2 separate regions of the Mus musculus genome follow, and region 1 is linked to region 2. A link is a loop called in an ENCODE intact Hi-C map of the cell type or tissue named here. Cell type or tissue: heart. All regions are shown on one strand. Links, peaks and the distances in the headings refer to the core of each region. The heading gives the core; the rest is flanking DNA. Region 1 overlaps Cfap221 (cilia and flagella associated protein 221). Region 2 has its middle 9.9 kb from the start of Gm46145.

Region 1 (8,333 bases), core at 279-8,278, 460 kb before region 2:
TGATGGCGCACGCCTTTAATCCCAGCACTTGGGAGGCAGAGGCAGGTGGATTTCCGAGTTCGAGGCCAGCCTGGTCTACAAAGTGAGTTCCAGGACAGCCAGGGCTATACAGAGAAACCCTGTCTCGAAAAAAAAAAAAAAGTTTATTTACTTGGCATGTGTGTGTGTGTGTGTGTGTGTGTGTGTGTGTGTGTGTGTGTTTGTGTGTGTTGGTTCTCTTCTTCTATGATTTGGGTCCGAGGAATCAAAACCCCATCTCAAGTCGGAGCAGCAACTGCCTTTACCCACTAAGTTATCTCTCCAGCTTCTAAATTCTTTTAAAGTATATTTATTGATTGATTTTGTATGCATGCATGTGTATATATGTATGGGCCTTCATGGGCCATGTGGGTACCAGGGATGGAACTCAGTCTGTCAGGCTTAGGGTAGCGTTTGCCTACAGACCTATTTAGCTGGCTTGACTTTCATGTTTTAATATCTTGGTATATCTTTATTGCGTTTCCAATATCCAGGGATTTCAAAGACTCCACCCAGTTACCAGAAAAGGTGGGAGAAAGGGTGCAGGAGGAGATGAAGAATCTGCGAAGCAAAGCTCTCAACACGTACCTGATTCTAGACTAAAACCCACTGGTGTGCCCGTTGCTCTCCTTGCCTTCAAAGGTCACTGAGGTCCTCTGAGTTCATTTACATTCAAACCACTTTTGGAATTAAAGTTTCTAGAGACAAGAATTGAAATGCAGATGCCTTGCTCTAAACTATATTTTTTCTTTCTGAAAATAAAAATATGCTGTTATGATGACCATGCTGAGAGATTCTTAGTGCAAGCCTTTGTGCTGGAATGAAGCCTTCTCAAACAAGCCAAGAGTCAATGTGGCAAGGGCCAATGGCCTGGGGCTGGGGGAAAGGCTCAGTCAGTCAAGTGCTTCCCTTACAAGCATGAAGACCTGAATTTGATCCCAAGAATCCACACAGAACACTGGTTTAATGGTACAAACTTCTAATCCCAATGCTGGTAGGCAAGAAACAAGAAGAGGGGATCAATGGCCAGCCAGTCTAGCCTACTTGGTGAACTCACTAGCCTGTAGTGAGGGACCTAGTCTCAAAAAACAGTGTGGCCAGGGTCACAAGGAATTATGCCTGAGGTTAGCCTCTGGCTTCCATACACATATGCACATGCACTCATGTGCACACACACACACACACCACTAAGAGGCTAAGACCCAGGCATTCCTGTTGCAGTTTCTGGGTGTTGTGGTGTCAGATGGATCTGGGAGGGATGTGACCTCCCACCTCTGCCCAGAATTCTCTGAAAAAGCCACATGAGTGAGAACACTGGCTGCCGGGGTAGCTGTGCTCAGAGCAGAGCTTGGCTAGCACTGACCCTGGGATAGCCATCGTTAGACAACTAGAACTCACAGGTGTACTTGGAAACATCTGTACAGCATTTGGAACTTAGGGAACTCCCAGAAGCACATGGGGGAGGAACAGGGGTGGGGATGTCATGGCAAAGATGCCAGGAATTCTGGTAGCCAGATCTTTGTTGTGTTTGTCAATGAGATTCCACTCATATGTGCAGGTGAGGATGGTTGATGGTGTTTGGGTTCTGTCATACACATAATTATCCAATTGTGATAGGACGATGTGGTAGTTTGAATATTCTTGGCCCAGGGAGTGGCACTATTTGGAGATGTGACCTTGTTGGAGGAAGTGTGTCACTGTAGGTTTGACTTTAAGACCTTCCTCCTTACCATGTGGGAGCCAGTCTTCTCCTAGCAGCCTTCAGATGAAGATGCAGAACTCTCAGCTCCTCCTGCACCATGCCTGCCTGGATGCTGCCATACTCCTGCCTTGATGACAATGGACTGAACCTCTGAACTTGTAAGCCAGCCCCAATTAATGTTGTTCTTATAAGAGTTGCTGTGGTCATGGTGTCTGTTCACAGCAGTAAAAACCTAACTGAGATAGATGTATTCTGTTCCCTTCTCTGTTCATGTATGTATGTATGTATGTATGTATGTATGTATGTGTATGTGTGTATATGTATGTGTGTATGTATTATGCAATTACATGTCTTGTTGCTGCAACAAAATACCCGACAAAGTGACTTAGGAAAGAAGGTTTCACTTTGGCTCATGGTTCCAGTGACTAAAGTCTGTCATGGCAGGAAAGATATGCCATCAAGTGAGGAAGGCATGGTGGCAGGAGCATGAGGCAGCTGCTCACTTGGCATCCACAATCAGGAAGCAGAGAGGTGAACGCTGGTGCTTCAGCTGTTGCCAGTCTTTCTTGGACCTGCTGAAAGGGCTCAAAAATCGCTGAAGGAAGACCCCAGACTCAGATAATGTACAAACTAAAGACCATTTATTCTGCAGAAACAATCAGGATGCAGGGGTCAACCATTTTTCAAACTGGCGACCTGAAGTAGAAACTTCTAGTTTCTTTGGAAAGCTAGTGATATCAAATGGTGTTTTGCTGGGGCACACAGGTGAAAAAATAAAAAAGTCTTGATAAAGCAGACACGTAAAAGACTGTTTTCCTGAATCAGACACTGGTGAAAGGATATTTTGTTGGAGCAGATACATGAAAGGACACAAGATGAAGGAATATAAATATGACCCACAGACAGTGGGAGGCAGGCACTGAGCTTTGGTTTGGTTTGCTCTGCCTCGCTAGTCTTCACTAATGACAGGCATGTATTGGTTCCCCTTACATAGCATTGTTGAGGTCAATTTGTGGTAACACTGTCATTGAGAGAAACTCACCAAGAACTGCTCATGAGTTTCCTGCAGCAGCCTGCTACTTCCACAGCCTTGCTTGGGGCCTGTTGGTGAGATTGGCAAGGGCTTCTTTAGCATGAACTACAGCTGCTGGTTCATGCCTGGTGTCTGCCTGCTGAAAGGACTGGTCTGCAGCTGCTAAGTTGTATTTGTTGTTTGCTACGGGACTGAGCTGCTAAGGAAGAACACTGTAATCTCCCCCAAAGAACTATTGCTGAACAGGTCCACTTCCCCGATATCCTAATAACTTCTCTACTACCACTACTGGGAGATGGGCTAGAGGAGAGGTTAAACCCTTATTAAAAGTAGGTTGCAAGAAATGTATGCCTACACTGACCCCAGACAAAGGCTCTCAAGCCTTCTTATAGGGAACCTGGTGAACTCTCTAGAAGGATTAGGTAATCTAAAATTTCATTGGTGGGTGCTAGGGAGTCACAGGTAGTCAGAGGTCTGCATTCCTATGTCATGACTGCTTAACCATAGAATGAGATCTGGTTGCCCAACACAGATGTCCCATTCTGAGATAAGCTATTTCCCCATCTGTGTGGTTATCCCCCAGATTGTCCTTTGGGAGAGGGTTGTATGACCTTGTTTCTGGGTTTTCTAGTCTGTTCTTGGAACTGGATGGTGTCTTGTGGCCTAGTTCCTGGACCTTATGGCCTGTTCCTGAAGCTGCTGCTTTATGGCCTTCTTTTTGAAATCTGGCCTGGTCTTTAAATGGAGACTAATGGGGTTTATTTTGTCCTCTCACCACCAGCTGCAGAATAAAGACACAGAGGCTTTATAAAAGCTTAGGCACTATAGCAGGTCTGCTTCCCAGCTAGCATACAAGTCAATTAACCCAACTATCCTAGTCCACCTCTGCCTCGTGTCCCGTTTTCTCTCTCTCTCTCTCTCTCTCTCTCTCTCTCTCTCTCTCTCTCAGCATGTCTGACCTCCTCTATGTCATGCTGGTGAATCTTTGGGCCCCTGATTCTTCCCATAGTCCATATCTCTCTCCGGAAGTCCCACCTTGTCTGTCAGATATGTATTAAACCAATCAAAAGTGAGGAAGATGTATGTTTACAAAATATGGAGCCAGGTGATGAGCCATAAGAATGACAATATATAAGTCCAGCCACTGGTCATCTCTTTACCTGTACAGAATCAAGACTTGGATAATATAGAGACAACCTTCACACAGTGCAACAAAATGTTACCCCAATGCTCAGCTCGCATCCTCCTTTTTACTCAGGCTGGGACTGCAGCCCAAGAATGGTGATGTCCACTGTAGGATGGTTTTCTCATCTCAGTTAACTTAACCTAAATAATCCCTCTGTAAAGAACCTGGTATAAGAGACATGCCCAGAGGTTTGTTTCCAAGATGATTCTAAATCCCACCAAGTTAACAAACAAGACTAGCCATCAACAATATGTATTTATAAATTGTCAAAAATCTCTCTGTGTCTTACACAAACACACACACACACACACACATACACACACACACACGTGTGCGCTGACATTAATATTAATTCCAGGACATGACATTAATTCCAGGACATGTACGACTCACTCCTCTGGAAAGGACAGCCATTGACTGTCCGGAGACCACAGGAGTCCAGCACTGATCAGGATTCCTTCAGGTGACAGGCACCTGCAGGGCGGCCCCTCAGCTCCCATCCCATGGAGTGAGTGGTCTGTTCTCCTGAATCTGTTTGGCAGAGTAAGTTGGCTTCCGCTGTGTCGAGGATGTAGCTCAGTTGGTGGGGTGCTGTGGAGCCTGTGTGAAGCCCAAGTTCCATCCCAGCACTGCATGGATGGGATCCTACATTTATTATGTCTATTTAGCCTCTGGCACCACAGAGGACATCCATAGTGGAATGGTTACATAGACCATGTTGGCGGTCTTGTGCCCTCTGGTGGGTGCTACAAGAAATACATCTCTTGCCACCTCAATTTCTACACCAACCAAATCCAGATCATCAGAAGAGCTTTCCCTACCCCCTCTTCAGATCTCCTATAAATGAAAAGAGGCAGGGAAATGTCACCTGCGTTTTATTCTGCAGTCAATGCCATGGATAAAGCTCCTTCGTTGCAGCCGTTGGCCGTGTGATGTTCAGAGGTTCCCTGGGTTCAGTCACTAAGTTCCTTGAGGAGCGTGGATGTGACAAGGGCATCTTGACTGAGGGACTGGGAGTCTCAGGTGCATCACTTGCTTCTGAAGATCTGGCAGCTTGCTTTTTCTTACACTTACTAATGTTTTTTTTCTTTATGCTTACTAACATTATCTATTAGATTTAAACTAGGGGCTGATCAGGCTACAGTAAACTGTACCCTCTAGAGAACCTGTCTGAATCTATAACAGGCTTCTCAGTCCTCAGCACCAGGACCCCAGAAAAGAAATGCTAAATTCCAGACCGGAAAGCTCAAATTAATTCCACCTGCAAGCCTCCTGTCCCCCACCCACACCTCCCTCACCTGTCCTCATAGTCTGGGATCCCCACTGCTGCAGCCTCCTGTTCACCCTATACTCCCCAGCCCCCACCCATTCTCATTGTTGATTCTGGGATCCCTGATCTCAGAGAGAGAGGGAAAAGTCTTCTGAGAGCTTGGGAGTCTACCTAGCAGAGGGTCTGTCTAACTCATAGTTCTGAAGGCATGGAAGTGCGCACCTTTAATCTTGGCAGTCAAGAAGCAGAGGCAGGCAAATGTCTGTGACTCAAAGCCAGCCTGGTCTCCATAACAAGTTTCAGGCAAACAAAAGCTACAGTGAGACCCTGTCTCAAAAACAAAACAACAAAAGCAAGCAACAAACAAAGCAGACAGCACCTGAGTGAACAGAGAAACTAACAAACGAGAACACTCCGTGGGTAGAAAACAGAAAGGTTTACTGGGGATCCAACAGTCAAGGCCACCTTTGGTGGGGTGGGGGAGCAGAGAGAAATACACAAAGAGCAGGAAGATCTGAGAGAGCCTGTGGGTCAGCATCCCGAGTCCAGGTACCAGCAGGAATGATGAAGCAGAGCCTGGAACGGATGCGGTGTGCAGGGACCTGCAGGTTGGGAGTTCCAGGGTGTGGGGATGGTGACGTGAGGGTGGGGAGCGGGGAGGGGATTCTCTGAGGGTTTCAGAGTTACAGTTCTTTTAGACAGTACTCAATGAAACAGCTTTCTCAGCTGAACTTCTGTGAAACAGCTTGTGGGCATGTACTTTATTCAGGGTTGATGAGGGCTATATATGAACCTTGAAGAGTGAGGAGGAGTTTTCAGGGTGAATGCAAGTCATTGGCTGGAACTGAACATACTGGAAATGTCTCATTTGCATGGAGAGTTGGTCCAGAATCTCAGGTACTTGCTGGGCAGATCCTTGTGGGGGGTGGGGGGGAGAAAGTTGAACCTGTAGGTTTGTCAAGGGCTACATGACCTTCCTCAGGTGTGGGTTCAGGCACTCTAGATAAAGTCAAGCAGAGAAGAGGGAGTCCTACTGGAAAAGGGACTCCTCCATTTTGTTTCGAGTTCAGAGCAGCTATCTAGATATGGTAGCCTGAGACCTTAAATAGCAGTGTTTCCCAACAACAGTCAGCAGGTTGGGGATCTGAGCTGATACAGGTTAGGAACTAGGTGTCCTCACCTAAGGTAGTAGACCTTTGAGGGAAGGTCAGGAGAGGTTCTGTGACAGGGCAAGACAGTACAGAGGCTCCTCCATCTTTTATCCTTGCTAAGGCTATTTTAGGTTTAACTAGAATTTGATCTCCTTGGTAGGAAAAAAAACCATGAAAAATCTCCCAACTTTATTCTAGGAACCTGAGGTCAAGATGTCCCAGAAAATGTATCTTAGCGTCTGTTAAATTGCCTGGTGTGTGACCCTCCCTGACCAGTTGTTTATCTTCGCTTCTGTTGAATGACTTGCTTCTGTAAAACTCCTTCCAGCAGCTGTCAATTGAGATACCAGGATGTAGGGGATGGGGGGTTGCCTTAAAAAAAAAAAAAACAAAAAAAAACTTACTCTAAACACTCAACCCTATACTTGGGTCTCAAATACCTGAGTATAATCCCAGCCAGCTGGAAGAAAGACTTTCAATTGGCTGTAAACTATGTCTGAGTGTTCATCTCTGGCTCCTAGTAGCAGTTCCTGGAAAACAGGAACCAGCTTGGGAAATGTACTTCTCTTTTAAACAGAAAGTCATCTTTAGGTTTGTTTATCTGACAACAATCCTGTTTACTGTGCTGCAGTCCTTCTGTTTGGAAAAATGTCACCAACACTGCCATTTATGAGATGGGGGGAGGGGTGTGTGTGTGTGTGTGTGCGTGTGTGGAGAACTATGTCTGAGGTTGACCTCTGACTCTGGTCTCCATGAACATGCACACACAAACACACAGAGTAAGAAACAGGCCAGGGTGGCGCCGAAGTATGCCCAACCACGAGCTGCTCAGCCAGGACAGCGACATTCTCTCTCTCAGAAAGTGCTTGCCTTTAAAGGGTCTCATGTTGTATGTTGGCTTGGCCAGCTTCCTTTGGAGCTTTGGAAACTGCTCAGCAAGTAGACAGCACTTGCCATGCGAGTGTGAGGACCAGAGCTGAGCTTCCCAGAACCCGTGCCAAAGCCTGGTGGGCATGGTAGCCTGCCTGTAACCCGTTCCATGATAGGTGTAGACAGGGCTTCTCAGAACAAGATGGCTTACTAGACTACCAGACTGGCAAACTCTAGATTTAGTGACAGACCTTGCCTCAATCAATAGGTAAAGAGTGACTGAGGGATACACCTACCATCAGCCTTAATCCTTGGCATGCACACATGTACATATATACATGCACATCCACACACATATAAACATGCACACACACACACATGTATATACACATACATACAAAAAATTTTAAAAACAAAACCTTGAGGTGCATACAGAAAGTAGTCAGAGGGCTCTAGCCCCAGTAACCAACAGTGGTTATCTTACACAAAGTTATAAACCAGCCTGCCTCCATCTTAGGCTTGAAAGCCATCTTATAGTAAAGACAAACTAGATTCATTCTTGTTTATAATTAAATATGTTTTTCAAGGATAGGCCCATGCCACCTGCAACCTTAGCTACAAATGGTTTTTTCACTGCCTTTTCTAAGGAACAGCAACCCTTTGTTTCAAAGGGTTATTATAACCATAGTTGTATAACTATTGTTGTGATCGCCTACAGCCATGTGTTTGCTTCAGGAGGTCGTTGGTGACCTGCTTGCTGTGTTTATATTCTGCTCCCACAGCCCCGCCTATTTGCCTGCCAAATCCCCCCTTTCGAAACCTCCTGCTCCAGGATCATAAAAACCCTTACCTGACCCATGTCCAGTGCTGATTTCTTGACCCCTACCTTTAGGGAGAGACAGCCCATGTACATGGATAAAAGTTTGCTTTAATTAATGTGGCTATAGGATTTGGGTCAGTGGCCTTTCTCCTTGCATTTGAGGGATTAACAAGAGACACAAGCATACCCCATCCCAGATACAGCCCAATAAACACAGGACTCTTTATTAAAGCCTTTTGCATATGATAAATAAGATAATTAATGGTTTCATTATGGTTATGAT
Region 2 (8,333 bases), core at 262-8,261:
GCCCAGTTGGGGTTCTCCTGTCTCCACTCCAATCTCCACACAGGCACACTGAGATTACTGATGGGCACCTCCTTCCCGGGCCTTCTTGGATTCAACTCGGGCCCTGCACTTTTGAGGCAAGCACACTACCCGATCAACCGCCTCCTGCCCTGTGGTAAAGCACACAACCCGATCAACCGCCTCCTGCCCCGTGGTAAAGCTTTTGAAAGCTGTATTTCCAGAGATGATCTTAGTTACTTTTGAAGGGAGTGTTTTTTGATTCTCGGTTCTTTTTTAAGCTATGATTTTTACTCAAGTACCTTGTGGTCTCTGGTTGGCAGCCATACTCTGAGGAAGGAAGAGAGTTTGTTAGGAGCTCGGAGAACCCATGCAGAGCTGTCAGGATATTGGGGTGAATGAGTAGAAACCCAGCCATGGTTGCTGAGGACCCCTAAGGGTATAAGCTCTGCGTGGTGGTCCCTGCTGCCTCACCCCCACCTTTCCTCAGGATCCCAGCAAAGCACTAGTCACGTGTTACCTAGTTGCCCTCCTCGCACGCTCCTCCCCCTTCAGGCCTCTTCGCTGTTACACTGACCTTGTTCTTGATGCATGTCTGCAATGAATTCCGTTTACTCCCCCACCCCCACGCATTCTGCTGACTCCCCTCAACTCTCACCCTTTTCATCCCTGCTTCCCACCCCCAGCCCCTGCACCCCCAGTTCTCTCTACCTGCCCTCTGCTCTGCTCCATGACTTTGGCTTTGTTGTGACCCCTGTGGCTATCTATATGAGCACTGGGTTGGAGCTATGCATCGGCACTGGTGGAGTCACCAGTGGACTCACGACTGAAGGCAAAGACAAAGACTCCCCTCTCCTGCATCTAGTCGTAACAAATAGTTGGCTGTGAAGATGGGTCTACCCACCCCCAACCTGTCTTCTGCCTACCTCTGCCTGACAATTTTTTTTTGAAGCAGGGTCTCACTGTGTAGCCCAGGCTAGCTGGGAACTTACTATGTTTAGAGATCCATTTGCCTCCACCTCTCAGGTTGTGGGATTAAAGGCATGTGCCACTACCCTGACCCTCAGCCTGACTGTGGACAGGCCTGCTCCTGTGCAGACCCAGCACAGGCAGCAGAAACAGCTGCCTGGACATCCAGATCACAACTGCTGTCTCTACGCCAGAGGATGGCATTTGGAAGCCCCTTCCATACCTTCCAGCTCTTGGAGTCTATGTTCTCTTCACACCACCCCTGAGGGTTAGAAGGGCTTGGTGATGTGTTTATAAAAAGATACAAATAAAGAGAATATGTTCTATGGATGTGTGATGAGTTATGGGGGATGGGATGTCTCAGTGGGCCCATGCCAAGACATCCTTTTCCCCTGAGGGACCAGCCGCACAACGGTATAGTATAGAAGAGAGTTTATTCAGGGCATGAGGAAGGGCATTAAGAGGGTAGTAGAGGCAGAGAAAGACAGACAGACAGACACACAGAGAGAGACAGAGAGAGAGAGAGAAGAGAAGAGAAGAGAAGAGAAGAGAAGAGAAGAGAAGAGAAGAGAAGAGAAGAGAAGAGAAGAGAAGAGAAGAGAAGTAGAGGTCAGCCATGAGCATGTGGAGAGAGGGGGAAGGGAATACAGAAGGGAAGGGAAGGGGGAAGGGAAGAGACCAAGAGGGCAAGAGAGAAGCAAGAGAGCAAGACAGCAAGAGTAAGAGAGGAAAGAGCAAGAGGCAAGCAGTGTGACATGTGGTTGCTGGGATTTGAACTTCGGACCTTCGGAAGAGCAGTCGGGTGCTCTTACCCACTGAGCCATCTCACCAGCCCCCTTGATTGTATTGTATTGTATTGTATTGTATTGTATTGTATTGTATTGTATTGTTTCTTTTAAAATACAATACAATACAATCTCATTGTCTGCCCTAGAACTCACTCTGTAGATCAGGCTGGCCTCAAATTCACAGAGTGCTCTCAAGTGCTGGGGGTAAAGGCACGTGCCACCGCCGCCGCCGCCACCACCACCACCACCACCACCACCACCACCACCACCACCACCACCACCTGGCTCAAGTCTTCTTTTTAATGTTTCGTTGGAGACAATGACACTCAGTCTTGTATTTTGTCCTGGTTTCTTTTTTTTTCCCCCAGCAACTGTTTCCTCTTGGCAGACCCAAGTGGAGGGACCAGTGCCTGGCCCCTGGGCATGCTCATTTTAACCAGAGGCGCCATGGCAACCCTTTGCCTGTAGGAGCTGAGCTGGGGCTTGATTTGCAGTCAAGTGAGGATGCCTTGGGTTCCCTGGGGCTGGTTTCATTCGTCCCCTTTCTCTGTCTGCTGCAAGGCGGTGAGTTGATTACCCATCTGCAGTGCATGCTTGGGACCTCTCCTTCCTCCGGACTTTTGTAGCTATTTCGTTTCTGTTCTGAGATGGGTTCATGAGGCCCAGGCTTTGCTCTGATTCCGAGACTCTCCTGCCTCTATCTGCTGCGTACTGGGAGCAGAGGCATGCAACACCATGGCTGACCGGCTTCCAATTCTGTAAGTAGCTAAAGATGACTTTGAATTCCTGATTCTCCTGCCTCCATCTCCCCCATCCCCCAAGTGCTACAAGTACAGATGTGCACCATTATACTGAGTTTGTGCAGTGCTGGGCGTGGAAACCAGGGCTTCCTACACTGTAGGCAAGCATTCTATCACACTCCCATCTTGTTAAGTAATTCTTGTGTATTTTCAGTAGTTACAAGTAGAAATGCTCTCCTAAACATCTGACTTACTCAGATATAAGCAAATATATAAAACAAATAACATTGTAAGTTTAAACCTACTGTAGAAATGTAATGACAGACTGCTACTGCCTCTCACAGATAAAACCTTGGTTTGGGTGAGGATTTGGAGACAGGATGACATCTTGGTCCATGTTGCATCTTCACTTCTACATAAATGCAAACAGGAGAGGGTGACAGTCGAGTGTGGGAGACGTTGGGGGTTGGATTCCTGCTGTAGGGATTCACAGTGCAGGGTCTTCATGTCCCAGGGTGGTGGCCAGGACTGCCATGTATTACCTCTGTCCTGTGATCAAATCCCTAACAAGAGAAATATAAGGAGGAAGGGTTTGCTGGGGCTCACAGCCCATTCTGGTGGGGAAGGCACAGCAGCAGGAACCCGAGGCAGCTGCTCCCAGGGCACCCACAGTCAGGCAGCAGAGAGATGGATACTTTGGGGGTGTTCTCTACTCTGTTAGCCTAGTCTAGACAATCCCTTATAGACATGCCCAGAAGTTTGCGTCCATGATGATTCTAAAGTCCATCAGGTTGACAACTGATTAGTCACACCAGCAATCCCTCCAATCTTAATTAGCATCCTGCACTGTGCAGATCAGTTCTTCTATTAGAGAAAACAAATTGAGGGCTAGGCAGGTGACAGAGTAGGTAAAAGGACCTGCTGTTCAAATCCTGAACAGGTAACAGGCAGAGCATAGCTATGACTGTCTCTAACTGCAACACTGGGAGGAAGCAGGGGTGGGGGTGGGGATGGGGATAGGAGGATCCAAGAACTTGTGGGCCAGCCGTAATAGTGACCTTCCGCTCAGTCAGAGACCCTGAGAATAAGCCATAGGACAGTAGTTGGTGATATCCAGCAGCATCCTCTGGTCTCTCTCTCTCTCTCTCTCTCTCTCTCTCTCTCTCTGTGTGTGTGTGTGTGTGTGTGTACATGGCACAAACCCAGCACACCTATATACATGCAACACACACACAGACCAGATTTTTATTTTACATTATTTTGATGTGTGCTTAAATCGTTTTCACCTTCCAGAGACACTCAGATTAACACAGGTAAAGAAAATAAGACTCCCTTCCCCCTTTTTGTCTTCTATGGGTAAATTCCAGCACTTCCTTAGACACAGAAAGAGGGATCCATATTCCTGAAACCCTGGCAGTGCTCTTTGTAATGTGATCCCACCTCCACCAGCAACTTTCTGCCTCCAGCCCCTGCCCACCCTGTGTGGGTGTGTCTAGGCGCTATCTCAATACTTCCTGCAAGTGAAGGTTGGAGATGCATATTGGTATCTTCTTCCACCCTATTTTATTTTTAAGTTTTAAAAGCTGTATGTATGTATGTATGTATGTATGTATGTATGTATGTATGTATGTATGTATTAATAGTGGGGAGAGGCATATGCTATGGCATGTCTTTGGAGTGCCAGACGACAGACAGCTAGCCAGAGCTGGCTCTTTCCTTCCCCATATGGGCTCCAGGGATCCAGCTCAGGTTGTCTGGCTTGGTGGCAAGGACCTTTCCCCTCAGAATCACCTTCTGATTTTTCTATCTTCTATGAGTGGTGTTTTGCCAGTATGTATGCCTGTGCACCATGTGACTGTAATGCCAGAAGAGGCCAGCAGGGGTCTTTAGATCCTATGGAGAGGGAATTAAAAGTGAAGGGACAGACACACGCTGGTGCTGAGAATAGCCTGGGTCTTCAGAAAGAACAGCCAGTTCTCTTAGCTGCTGAGCCATCCCTCCACCCTCTAAGCCATTCTTCTGGGATGGGGCTTTTCAACTGACCCTATAAGAGGTATAAACTGATGGCAGGACCATTTGAAGAGGAAGGTTTTATTGTAGATACAAGAGAGAACAGGGTGTCAGGCTTAGTTAGCTGCAAGTGTCTACCTGACCTGAGTCATCTCAACAGCCCTGTTTTCTTTTCTTTTTTCTTTCATTCATGCTCTCTCTCTCTCTCTCTCTCTCTCTATATATATATATATATATATATATGATCTCGTTGCTGTCTTGCTAAATATCTGAGAGTGACCTTGACCTCCTGCCTCTACCTCCCAGGTGCTGGGGTGGCAGTGTGCACTCCCACACCCTGATATCCCCCCTTATAACCTTCTGTCCACACTCTGTTTCCCAGCTGCACATACTGCAGGCACCCAGTCCTCGTAGATCTGGAGATCTGAGCATCACCGCTGTCCCCCCACTCAGATCTCATCTTAGGAAGAGCTAGAGGTTAACTTTTAACCTCCACACATACACACACACACACACATATACAAATATTAATTATTTAATTAAAGCCAAGTTTCCCACCTTACTTCCCAACCATTTCTGCAGTTCTCTTCTTCGTGGGGCTCCTAGAGTTCTCTTTCAGGTCCTCTGCCTGTCTGACCTCAGCTGTGCTTTTAACGTGTGTGCCTCAGCCACTCAACATTCTGATGCTCCACATATTTCTGGCTCTGCTCACTGTGAGCTCCCTGAGCCGGACACTTGCAGAAAGAGCTGGTCTGAGAGTCACCCTCTAAGCAGACACCCTTCTGGGAAGACACCGTCCAGTTCCTAGTCTCATCTGGGATGCCACACCATGCTAACAACCTGGACTCCTCGTGGTCACCCTGAGCACTATTCCTCTTGGAAGTGTTTTTGGGAGTCCCTGCTCTGCGGCCCTCTCCTTCCAGATTCTCTCTTTGCTCCTCCCCTACCTCCCTCTTCACCAGCCGCTCTAACCTCCCTCCAGCTGCCCCATGTGTCTGTGGTTCCTGTCTCTACTCTCACAGTGCCGTCCTCTGTGCCTTTAAAGGGGACACTGACGCCACAGCATTTTTCATACAAAAAAGACACATTTGGGCCAGGAGGATGGCTTAGTTGGTAAAGTAGCTGCCATGCACGTATGTGGAGTAGTTTGAGCCCCAGAACCTACATGCCAGCCCAGCTTATGTGTCAAGCTCTGGGCCAATCACAGAGCCTGTCTCAGAAAATAAGGTGGGTGGTTCTTAAGGAACAACATCTAAGGTTGACCTGTGGCTCCCACATACATGTGCACAGTGCTCCGGGACATGCATGAACATGCGCACACATGCGTGCACATAGAAGAATGCCACACACACCATGTCCTGGCTGTCCTGTTTTTGTTTTATGGGCTGGAAGATCTTTATCTTCCAGAGTGGAGTTTGCTGTGGCAGACAGCTTTAAAAGTTGACATTTCTTTCCTTTTATTTAAAGAAGTATTTGTGTGTGTTTGTGTGTGTGTGCGCACACGCGCGTATGAGTGCATAAGTGTGCATGTGTGTGTATGAATGCACACATTAGAGTGAGACAGTGGGTTTCCTGCCCTGTCACTCTCCACCTCAGTCTGGGAAGGTTTCTTTCTCATTGAATCTGGAGCTAGGATGGCAGTCAGCAAGTCCCAGTCATTCTCCTGCCTCTGCCCTCACAGCCCTGGGATTGCAGGCTCCTGCTCTCCTACACAGCCCCACGGAGGATTTCAGGTCTGTGCTGGGAATGTGCTTTTACCCACAGAGCCATCTCCTGAGCCCGAAGGTGACATTTCTTCTCAAGTGCTATCCTAAACTATCTGGGTACTTGTCTCATCCCGAGAGGACACCCACAGAGGGCTGTGCAGTCAGGGTTTGGGGAGTGGGCGCAGCAGAGGCCCCACAGGAGATGCAGAGGGAGGCTTATCTTCATATAAAAGTTGCCCATCACCTAAACCTGGAAGTCACCAGTTACCTCCGGCTGCAGCCTGCTGACTGGCTGGATGTGAGAGGTGTAGAATCCAGAGGGCTGGCTCCACCCGTAGCCTTCGACTGCAGAAGACTCAGAGCAGCTTCCTAAAGCTCTGTGTTTGGTGGAACTGGGATTCTAACTTGGGAGGTGCCTGCAGCAGACAGTGGGGCCAGGCTGCACCAAGCAAGTGAGTAAGTGGAACACAAGTTTTCTATGCTAGGGTGAGGGCCTTCGGGATGCTTTCAGAACCCTGGTCTCATATACCCTGGTCTTATATACCCGAAGATGGCCACAGGAGCGAGTGTTACCATGAAGGCAACGAGGAACTTAAGTCTTTGCTAATGCAAAGAGAACGAGACTCTGGTAAGTTTTCTATTTAGCAAAGGAAATCACTTCACTCTTCTATTTTGAGACAAGGTCTCATGTAGCCCAGGTTAACCCATGTGTAGCTGAGGACGACCTCGGACTCTTCTGCTCTTTCCAGCTCTACCTCCCGAGTGCTAGGATTGCAGGTGCTGACCACCAAGCCTGCTTTATGTGGTGCTGAGGAAGGAACATAGGCTCCATGCATGCTAGGCAAGCACTCTACTGACTAGGCTACACCCCTAACTAACTCCATCACTGCTCAACACAGTAAGCAGAGGACAGGTGGAGAAAGTGATGATGATGGGTCATCTGAAACCTCTGTCTAGAGAGGACGCTTGTGGTATACACGAACTCTTACATGGTGCTTATCAAACAGGACACAGCCCCCCACCCCCGCCACCCCCCACCCCCACCCCCCGCCGAGTCAAGGTTTCTCTTTGTAGCCTTGTCTGGCCTCAAACTCAGAGATCCACCTACTTCTGCCTCCCAAGAGTTGGGACTAAAGTCATGTGCCGCCACTGCCCAACACACTTCAACTGTTTTTATTTTTTCACATTTTAATTATTTCTTGTGTGGGTGGGCATCTGCCTGTGTTGGCCCACATGTGGAGGTCAGAAGACAACTAATGGGAGTTGGCTCTCTCCTTCTGCCATGTTGGCCATGGGAATTGAACCCTGGTTGTCAGCCATCCATATCCCCCCCCCCCCCAATTTAAGCATCATGTCTTCTCTGGGACTTCAATTGTACTTGTTTTGTAAGCTTCTATTTCTGAGTGGCTTTTCAGAAGCCTGTTCTACATAGGCTGGAACAAAGCCCTGTTAGTAGGGTATTCCCCTCACATGGGCTCCATTCCCAGCATCCCCGCTCGGCATAAACTGGCATGGTAATTCATGCCTGCAATCCAAGCACAGATGATGAGGTAGAGGCAGGAAGTCAATGTGAGGCCAGCCTAGAATACAGGGAATGAGGATCAGAGAGAAGGAAGGGAAGGAGGGAGAAGAGAGAGAGAGGGGGGGAGGGAGGGAGGGAAGAAGGCAGGAAGGCAGGAAGGCAGGAAGGCAGGAAGGCAGGAAGGCAGGAAGGCAGGGAGGGAGGGAAGGAGGGAGGAAAGGAGGGAGGGAGGAAAGGAGGGAGGGAGGAAGGAAGGAAGGAAGGAAGGAAGGGAGGAAGGAAGGAAGGAGACCTATTTTGTAGGGAGAGATTCCAACACACTAAGTCTTAAGCCTGGCTGAATAGCAGCAATGGTTCTTTAACTAAATTTGAGTCTGTGAACCCCCGACTCTATACTTGGTGTGGAATCTTTGCCGACTTTCCCATGTGGATAATATTTTTGTCCTAGTACTACAATTTCAACTGAACTCTAGGGCTGTGGTGCAGAATACTAGTTCTGCATGTGGGAGGCCCAGATGCACTATCTAGTGTCTCCTGTGTGTGTCTGTATTCCCAGCTCTGAGCTCATCAGAGAAGTTCAAGATGAGCCTCAGCTACTTAG

Evidence for each region. Hi-C counts contacts between places; a loop is a spot of excess contacts. Peaks named below come from ENCODE experiments on the same cell type or tissue, not always from the same donor. Only the 100,000 strongest peaks of a DNase experiment are listed, where the experiment ranks them.
Region 1: a loop joins it to region 2, with 2.8 times the contacts of the local background. A loop is called at or near these places in 9 of 42 quality-filtered maps.

What each region holds. Positions count from the first base shown.
Region 1 is chr1:119,915,807-119,924,139 of GRCm38, reverse strand. Cfap221 (cilia and flagella associated protein 221) reads left to right here. Exons shown (of 24, transcript NM_001115074.2): 24 at 513-800. The coding sequence ends at 621. It overlaps Gm28209 (a long non-coding RNA gene), which reads right to left. Exons shown (of 3, transcript XR_003948701.1): 3 at 5,627-6,732. Among named protein-coding and RNA genes, the nearest start is that of Tmem177, 6.8 kb to the right of the region's middle. In heart, for the core only: a CTCF peak has its summit at 4,683 (motif pointing left); no DNase peak of the experiment used is centred there.
Region 2 is chr1:119,459,626-119,467,958 of GRCm38, reverse strand. No RefSeq gene overlaps it. Among named protein-coding and RNA genes, the nearest start is that of Gm46145, 9.9 kb to the right of the region's middle. In heart, for the core only: a CTCF peak has its summit at 4,359 (motif pointing right); no DNase peak of the experiment used is centred there.